2 separate regions of the Homo sapiens genome follow, and region 1 is linked to region 2. Evidence: chromatin loops called from intact Hi-C (ENCODE). Cell type or tissue: Calu3. All regions are shown on one strand. Each heading gives the region's core, and the rest is flanking DNA. Links, peaks and the distances in the headings are about the cores only.

Region 1 (4,381 bases), core at 85-4,084, 190 kb before region 2:
GTCTGTCTCCCAGGTTCAAGTAATTCTCCCTGACTCAGCCTCCCGAGTAGCTGGGATTACAGGCACACGCCACCACACCTAGCTAATTTTTAAATTTTAATAGAAACAGGTTTTCGCCATGTTGGCCAGGCTACTCTCGAACTCCTGACCTCAGGTGATCCGTCTGCCTCAGGCTCCCAAAGTGCTGGGATTACAGGCGTGAGCCACCGCGCCCGGCCTTCTCTCTTTTTTTTTTTTTTTTTTTTTCTGAGACAGAGTGTCGCTCTGTCGCCCAGGCTGGAGTACAGTGGCGTGATCTCAGCTCACTGCAACCTCCGCCTTCTGGGTTCAAACGATCCTCGTGCCTCAGCCTCTCTAGTAGCTGGGATTATAGGCGTGTGCCACCACGCCTGGCTAATTTTTGTATTTTTGGTAGAGACGGGGTTTCTACCAAACCCTGGTAGAAATGTTGCCCAGGGTGTTCTTGACCTCGTGGGCTCAAGCAATCCTACCACCTTGGGCTCCCAAGGTGCTGGGATTACAGGTGTGAGCCACCACACCTGGCCAGTTAAACCATATTTCTTACAGGCAGCACAGAGTTGGGCTTTGCTTTTTTATCAATCAGACAACCTCTGCTTTCTTTTTGTGGGGGGGACAGGGTCTCACTGGCATCCAGGCTCGAGTGTATTGGTGCAATCACAGCTCATGGCAGCCTTGACCTCCAGGGCTCAAGGGATCCACCTGCCTCAGCCTCCCGAGTAGCTGTGACTACTGGCACATGCCACCACGCCCAGCTAAAGTATTTTTTTTTTTTTTTTTGGAGAGATGAGTTCTCCCTCTGTTGCCCAGGCTGGTCTTGAACTCCTGGACTCAAGGGATCCTCCTCTACCAGCCTCTAAAAGTGCTGGGATTACAGGAGTGAGCCACCATGCATGGCCCCTCTGCTTCTTAATAGGGGAGTTTAGCCCATTGATATTTAATGTGCTTACTGGTATGGTTAGGTTAGAGTCTGTCACCTTGTTATTTGCTTTCTATTTGTCACATCTGTTCTTTTCTCCCCTTTACTCTTTTTCTGCCTCCTTTTGCGTTCATGAGAAGTTTTATTCGTTACATCATCTTGTTTGCTGGCTTTTTCGCTGTAACTCTTTGTTTTGTTATTTTAGGGGTTGACTTGGGTTTTTAGTTGTTAGCTTTAACGTCCCACAGTTGGCTCTGAGTGACTGATATTTCCTCTTTTTTATGGGTCACCCTTTCCTGCTTCTTTGTCTTTTTGATAATTTTTTATTGGAATGCAGACATTGTAAACTTTAACTCGGGTGGGAGCTAGATACTTTTATATTTCCACAAATATTCCTGAGCTTTGTTCTGGAATGTAGCTGTTTATCTGCAAGCAGTTTGATCCTTTCAAGTATTACTTTTACCGTTTGTAAGGGAGGTCTGGAATAGTGTGGGCTAACTATTCCCCACTATGGAGGCAAGCTGTTTCTGAGCCCCCCACCGCTGTGCGTGATAGGGTTTTCTGCTGAGGCTGGTGGGAGCAGACACAATTCCTAGGTCCATGTGAGCTCCCGGCACTGGTCTCTCTAGTCCTTTCGGATTGTGCTTTCCCGCCTTGGGACGTTTTCCCTGGGATGTGCTGATGGCTCAGTCCCTAATACTCCAGGGGGACTCTCGGGTCTCAGCTTCTCTCTCTGGGCAGCTCTCTGAGCTTCACGAACTTCAGCTGCCTGGAGACCCCCAGCTCTGTCTCATCAGCTCAGGGACTCTGTGGGCTCCACCTCAACTCCCGCTTCCCGCACTGAGGCCTGGAAACCCACCAGAAAGTGCATGGGCAGCGAGAGGCCCCTGAGGCCAATTCCCAGCCCGGGAAGCACTGTTGTGCACGGCCCACGTGTGGGATCTTGAGAGCCATTGTGTTGTGTATTTTGTCTGTTCTGTGTTGCTGTTTGGTTGTTTCATTGTCCTGTGTATTTTGTCTGTTCTGTGTTGCTGTTTGGTTGTTTCAGGCAGGAAGATAAATCCAGTCCCTGCTACCCCATCTCAGCCAGGAGTGGAAATCTGCCTTTTAATTTTGGTGGACATGTTTGGATAGACAGAAACTTGAAATGGTGAAGTGGTGAAATGGGCTGAGCTGCCCTTTTCTTCCATCATGTTTCCACTGTTCTAAAGCTGGAAACATTGTTCCCCAGCATGAAAGCAGATAAGTGTGCAGCACACATCTCTCTAGCTTATTTATCTATTCGAGATGGAGTCTCGCTCTGTTGTCCAGGCTGGAGTGCAGTGGCGCAATCTTGGCTCACTGCAACCTCGGCCTCCAGGGTTCAAGTGATTCTCCTGCCTAAGCCTCCCCAGTAGTTGGGATTACAGACTCCCGCCACCATGCCCGGCTTATTTTTTTATATTTTTAGTAGAGACAGGGTTTTGCCATGTTGGCCAGGCACGTCTCGAACTCCTAACCTCAGGTGATCCAACCGCCCCGGCCTCCCAAAGTGCTGGGATAACAAGCGTGAGCCACCGCGCCCGGCCTCTAGCTTTATTTTTAACCATTTTTTTTTTCACATGTCGTAGCCTCTGTAATTCACCTGGAATGTATTTTGGCATTTGATGTGGAGAGCAAATCTCACTGCCTTTTTTTCCTCCCCAGTGCATACCTGATTTTCTCGACCTCTTTTATGAAATATCCCCGCCAGACTCCCTCGACCGTGCCACCCCCAGGTTCCCGTGCATACACAACATTGCGGGATAGGTATTGTGGAATGAGGATCCGTGTTACGACCTACAGAAGATGTGGCTGTGAAGTCAGGAGTCACGGTCTCAGAGTTGACTGCACTGCCTCGTAGCTGTGTGACCTTCAGGATTTTGTTCAACCCCCTCTGAGCTTCAGTTTGCTCTCTGGGAAGACTCCAAGGATAAGAGCATCTACCTCCTCAGCCTGCTGTGAGAGTTAACAGGGCCAGGGCCAAAGACGCTTTGTCTGACTGCTGGTCTGCGGGGAGCTCTAAATATGAATCTGCTACATCACCTTCACTTTTGAATTCGGCTCTGATGTTCCAAATGTTCTTGGCCGTTCCTTCGTGTTTCTCCTGTACGAATTTCAGCTTCTTTTTGCCAAGTATCTCCCCACCCCCGCCCACCCCCACCCCCAAATAAACTCACTAGAATGTTGGCTGAAAATCTGATAAGGCTACACATTGATTTGGAAAGAAATGATTTTTTGTGAGAGTCAAACTCCCTACCCATTTTTTTTCTTTTGTTTTTTCAAAAGTTTTTTTCTTACATTTGTCATTCAAGTTTGTCATTTTCTTGCTACAGATTCCAAACACTTTTCAAGAGGACCGTCGCTAAGTACTTTATACTCTTGTTTGGGTTTTTTTAGAGTAAAAAATGTTCAAATTCTACTTTATCTTCTAGCTGGTGGTTGTTGGAAGATAATTTTAAAAACTGATTTAAAATATGTATTTTGCATCTGGCCGCGTTCCTGAATTCTCTCATTCTTTCTGAAAACTCTTCCGCCGACTCTCTGGGGGCTCCTAGGAATGTGCTGTTTTGGCTCCTCCTTTCCAGAACTTATACGTCTCATTTCCGCCTCACATCATTGGCATTGTCCTTCATTTCCAGACCAGGGTCGAACAGTAATGGTAAAAGCAGGCATCCTTCTTTGGTTCCTGTCTTGGGCTGGAACGCCTTAGTGTTCCCCCAGCAAGGGGAGATAAAGGAAGTGCTTATTTATAGTTTTCTATAGTTTCTTGAGCCTTCGTGTTGTTTTGCTTTCAGAAACAAGAATTGACTTTTAGCAAATGCCCTTCCCCCTATAGTTAACAATTAGGAACTATTCAAACTATGCCAGTAGGCATAAATAAAGTTAGGAAGAGCCCCCATCTACCCAGCCCCCACTTAGCTTAAGAAAGACAACATGGCTGGGCATGGTAGCTCACGCCTGTAATCCCAGCACTTTGGGAGGCTCGAGTCCAGGAGTTTGAGACTAGCCTGGGCAACACAGTGAGTCTCTACAAAAAATACAAAAGTTGGGCCTGGGTACGGCGGCTCACACCTGTAATCCCAGCACTTTGCGAGGCTCGAGTCCAGGAGTTTGAGACTAGCCTGGGCAACACAGTGAGTCTCTACAAAAAATACAGAAGTTGGGGCCGGGCGCGGTGGCTCATGCCTGTAATCCCAGCACTTTGGGAGGCTGAGGTGGGCGGATCACGAGGTCAGGAGATCGAGACCATCCTAGCCAACACGGTGAAACCCCATCTCTACTAAAAATACAAAAATTAGCCGGGCGTGGTGGCACGCGCCTGTAATCCCAGCTACTCGGGAGACTGAGGCAGGAGAATTGCTTGAACCCAGGAGTCGGAGGTTGCAGTGAGCCAAGATCATCACTGCACTCCAGCTCGGCGAC
Region 2 (4,381 bases), core at 185-4,184:
CACCTTGCACCTGGTCTTCCCACACCAGGAAAAGCCCCTCCCATCCTCCAGACCCCAAAACTCTCAGGCGGCCCCCACACTCTTGGAAGCCCATGACTTGTCATATCTTCTGGGGAGTTTTGGGCCCCAGTACAGCCCACAGCACAACCTCCTGAGGGGCTTGGTTTATTTATATTTTTACTGTAATGACTTACTTGAAATTTTGCTTATTTATTATCTTTTTATCTCTGACACCCTGAGGGGCTTGGGAAGGGTGAACGGAGTGACACTCTGGAGGGGGCCACAGGCTAACCTGCAGGCCTCACATGTGGGTGGAGGTGGAAGAAGGGGCTTGGATTCTGGGTCCTGGCTGCACAGCCCCGGTCGGAGGCCTGTGGGGCTGGGGGCTGGGGAGCTGGCCCCCAGGCTGTAATTACCAGGCTCACCTCCACCTGAAGTGGGGTGTGGTGGCCTCAGCCCCAAATTACAGAGCACAGCTGCATGGTACAGTGCGGGCAGGAAAACAGGGCCTGCTCCTGTCCGGCTCCCAAGCCCTTTTCCCAGCTGGCTTCGCCTCTGCTGAGCCTGGCCACCCCAGAACCAGCAGGTGGGCTCCAGGGAAGCCCTGCAGCCAGGCCAGCCCTGCCCACTCTTGTGTCCATGCTCTGACAGCAGCCAGAGGGGCCCTGGCAAAGGATGAGCAAGGGCTGGAGCCCCCTCTGCTCCCACCCCACACTCTCATCTCACCCAGGAGTCCTCTGCATCTGCGTCCCCTGTGGGTGCAACACAGGACCACAAACTCGGTGGTTTAAAGCAACAGAAATGGGTTCTGTCCCAATTCTGGGGGGCCAGAATTTAGAAATGCAGGTGTCAGCAGGGCTGGGCTTCCTCCAGGAGCTACGGGAGGGTCCCTCCTGCCTCTTCCCGCTTCCAGGGGCTGCTGGAGCTCCTGGGCCTGCGGGTACATCACTCGCCTGTCTCTGCCATCACAGCTGGCACTCCACACCCTTACTTTGTTCATTCCTGTCAGCCCACGGGAATGTGGACCTCAAGACAGGAGAGCCGGGATCTCTGTCCTCTCCCTGCTGCACCCCAGCCACCAGCATGGCTGCAGAGCCCAAGACAGCAGACGGAGGAGGTAGTGCGGTGTGCGCCTTTGGGGCCGGTGGCTCGGGAAGGGCAGGCAGAGCCCTCTACGGGGGACTATGTCCTTTGTGGATGGGCAGAACAGTGCACAGTGGGAGTGCCTTGCACTAACAGATTGGAAACTGAGGCACAGAGGGGAAAAGCGTCCCTGGTCCTCCGGCCTGGTGGAGCATGAGAATCTGGCGCAACTGGCTTTGCTGTGGACTGACTAGTGGATGCTCTCAGGCCCAGGGTCCGGGGTCTGTGCCTGCCAAGCACCCAGGTGATACGTGGGATGGTTACTGAGAGCTGCCAGGGCTCCACCGTGTGCTGGGTATGCTGCCAGGGGTCCACACATGAGGCCCTTCACCCTCCTAGCAACTATGAGATGCTCATCATTTAGAAGGGGAAACTGAGGCTCATGTTGGAGTATTGAGGAACGCCTTCCAGCACCACTGTGCAAGCGGTAGGCCTGCCTGGGGCAGTGGGGAGACAGTTCCCGGAGGGCAGCAGAAGCAGCAAGCGCCCAGAGTCTGGCCCATGCCAAGCCTTGGGGCCCCTGGAAGACCAGCCTGATGGCAGAGGCTGAGGCTTCCCCGTGGGCTCCAGGGGAGGTGGGAGGCCAGGCTGGCTTTGACAAGCCCCCACTGTCTCCTTCCAGCAGCCCCAGCCGGTCCCAGCCCCTGCCTTGGGGCTTCTCAGCCTAGGACTGGCTCATCCCCGCTTGCTGCCCACATCAGCCCCATCTAGTCCCTCCTGCAAGCCCCCGCTCCATCAACCCTCTTTCCTACACCCCAACCATTGCCTGGGGTCCTGCCTTCCAGCTCCATGCTGACTGCACACCCTGAGCCCTCGCCAGCTGCCCAGGGAGCTCCTGGGGCCAGTGCAAAGCTATCCATCCCCTCTGCAGCCACCCTGGCCCTAAGCAAGCAAGAGCTCCCAGCCATGACTGGACAAGGTCCTGGGTGAAGGAACAAACAAGGGAAGCTTCTGGGGAGGCTGGGGAGGCTCCTGGTCAGCAGGAGGCTGCCAGGTGCGGGTAGTAACTGACTCACCCGGTAAGTCTTCTGAGGAGGCCCGGGCCAGTGGAACTCCCAACCAGGTCCCCGGGGAGGAGGCTGCCTGGCAGGCTGGATGGGAGCCGAGGCCAGAGTGTGCCTGGAGCAGCCCCTGGCTCAGCCAGGCAGCAGCTTGGGGCCTCGCCAGGTGGTGGCTGCCAGCCTCCCTGTGAGAGCCGCCGCCTGTGGTTTGAGGCTTTCTGGCTCCCAGGCTGGCTTCCTGCCCAGTGGGTGGTGAGGCTGTGATTGCAGCACGTCCCACCTGGCCCCTCCTGGGGCTGGGCCCTGCACCAGCTCCTGCCTTTACCGGCTGGGTGATGAGGAAAGGGGGCTGAACCCCAGCCCAGTCCCCTGACCTGCTGATGACAGACCCACCTCGGGTGGGGGCTAAGGAGGTGCTGTGTGGGAGGGGCCTAGCATGGTGCCTACTGAATCAGATGCCCCGAGATGGACTGAAACCACGGAGGAGGGAAAAAAATGAGCCCCTGGGAAGGTCTGGAAGTTGTGTGGAAGAACTGACATTTGAGCTGGGTACGGAAATGCAGCAGGGAGGAAAGGAGGTGGCGCTCCTCACCGAGAAGCCAGCCCAGCTAAGGCAAGGTGTGGCCAGGCGCTACACTTTCCAGCATGGCAGGAGCCTGGGTGTGTGGATGTCAGAGGAGAGGGCCACGGGAGCAGGCAGGATGGCGAGGACCCAGAGAACCAGGCCACAGAGCTTGGACTGGGACCAAAGGTGCTGGGGAACCCTGGGGGGTTTGGAACAGAGCAGCGCCCCACTCGCCAGCCTGGCCATGACCAAACAATCAGCAGGACCCCCCATGCACTCACCCAAGAGGAGCTTCCTGCTGGCCACAGTGACAAGAATTGCACTCACCCAAGAAGAGGGCCCTGCCGGCCACAGCGATGAGACTCTGTCTCCAAAAGCTGGCAGTGCCCCATGGACTGGCATGTGGCTTCACAAGAGAGATGGGGGCTCTCAGGGAGGTCATGTGGCAGAGAGGGGAAGGCAGGGTATGGGCAAAAGGCAGAGACAGGAACATGCAGGACGAGTGCCCAGGACAAGGAGGAACCCCCGGACCAGAAGCCTGACTTGGCCAGGGCCTGAATGTCAGGAATCGTCATCATGGCCTGACACGCCGCTGGCTGTAGACTCGTGGAGTCCTTGTGGCACCTGGCCCAGAAAGCTTCCCACGCACAGCCCAGGGCACTCTCCTGGGATTATGGTAAGTGTCTGTGGCCTCTCAAAGCCTAGTCCCCGAGCTGCCAGGCATGGAGGAGGGTGGCAGTGGTGCCCCAGGCCAGCCTGGATGCTGGGCGGCACAGCCCTGAGCTGGATGGCCCGGGAGGCTAAGGCCAGCTCTGCCCAGGAGACCCCAGCAGCTACTGGCTCCATGCCAACATTTGCGTGAGGGTCCCGGGGGAAAGCTGGGTGCCATCGCTAGCTAAAAACTGCTGGCAAACAAAACGGAGGGTTTGGTTGTGCAATGGAAAGGTGAAACCGCAAAGGAGCCCGTGTAACACTTCCCGGGGTTCCTGGGCTCTTCTGAGACTGGCTTGGGGCTTTGGGTTTGGCCGAGGGTGTAAGATCCCGGGAGCAGGAGGCAAGGACTAGAGGGGTATGTGCACGCCCCAGGGCTTGGTCACAGGCACGGTCCCTGCGAACATGCCATCTGCACAGGCTGGGATACTCCAGGCCCACCTGTGCCCTGGGGCCCCTGGGTGGATGGACATCCCCAGAAGGACGTGGTCCCTAATCCTGCCTGGTCAGCTCATCCTGGGACCCCAGGGACCAGACCAGAGCATGTCACTAAGTAGGGGACCCCCATCAGGTGGAGGCGGAGCCTCTCTATTCCTGCCGCTGTCCCTCCCCAGGCTCGACCCCAGGGCCTGGTGGCCTAAAGACAGGCCAGAATGGAGCTGGAGTCCCACTGGACACTGTACAGAGTGGAAAACTGAAGCCCGGGAGCAGCTTCCCAGGGCTCCATGCCCAGCCCCTCCCCAGGGCCCAGGCACACAGGGATACTCCGTGCACCCAGGGACAGGTTTCCAGTAGGGCCGTCTGTCCAGGCCACCTGGGCACATACTGGGTCCCCCTTCCTTGTTCCCAGAGTTTCAGAGGTGCAGCCAGGTTGGGACAGGAAAAAGCCTGGGGGCCAAAGGGCCGCTTGGACCCCACTGTGCCCCGTGTGGACACCACGTCACCCTGTGGGAGGCCAAGG

Evidence for each region. Hi-C counts contacts between places; a loop is a spot of excess contacts. Peaks named below come from ENCODE experiments on the same cell type or tissue, not always from the same donor. Only the 100,000 strongest peaks of a DNase experiment are listed, where the experiment ranks them.
Region 1: it touches region 2 in a loop (11-fold over the local background); 1 of 110 quality-filtered maps calls a loop at or near these places.

Annotation. Positions count from the first base shown.
Region 1 is chr11:1,905,209-1,909,589 of GRCh38, forward strand. It overlaps LINC01150 (long intergenic non-protein coding RNA 1150), which reads left to right. Exons shown (of 4, transcript NR_120534.1): 4 at 2,624-3,151. It also overlaps a transcript of PRR33 not described here. Among named protein-coding and RNA genes, the nearest start is that of LINC01150, 11 kb to the left of the region's middle. RefSeq lists enhancers at 1,279-1,780, 1,781-2,280. In Calu3, for the core only: no CTCF peak of the experiment used is centred there; no DNase peak of the experiment used is centred there.
Region 2 is chr11:2,090,925-2,095,305 of GRCh38, forward strand. No RefSeq gene overlaps it. Among named protein-coding and RNA genes, the nearest start is that of MIR483, 41 kb to the right of the region's middle. In Calu3, for the core only: no CTCF peak of the experiment used is centred there; a DNase peak (open chromatin) is centred at 2,317.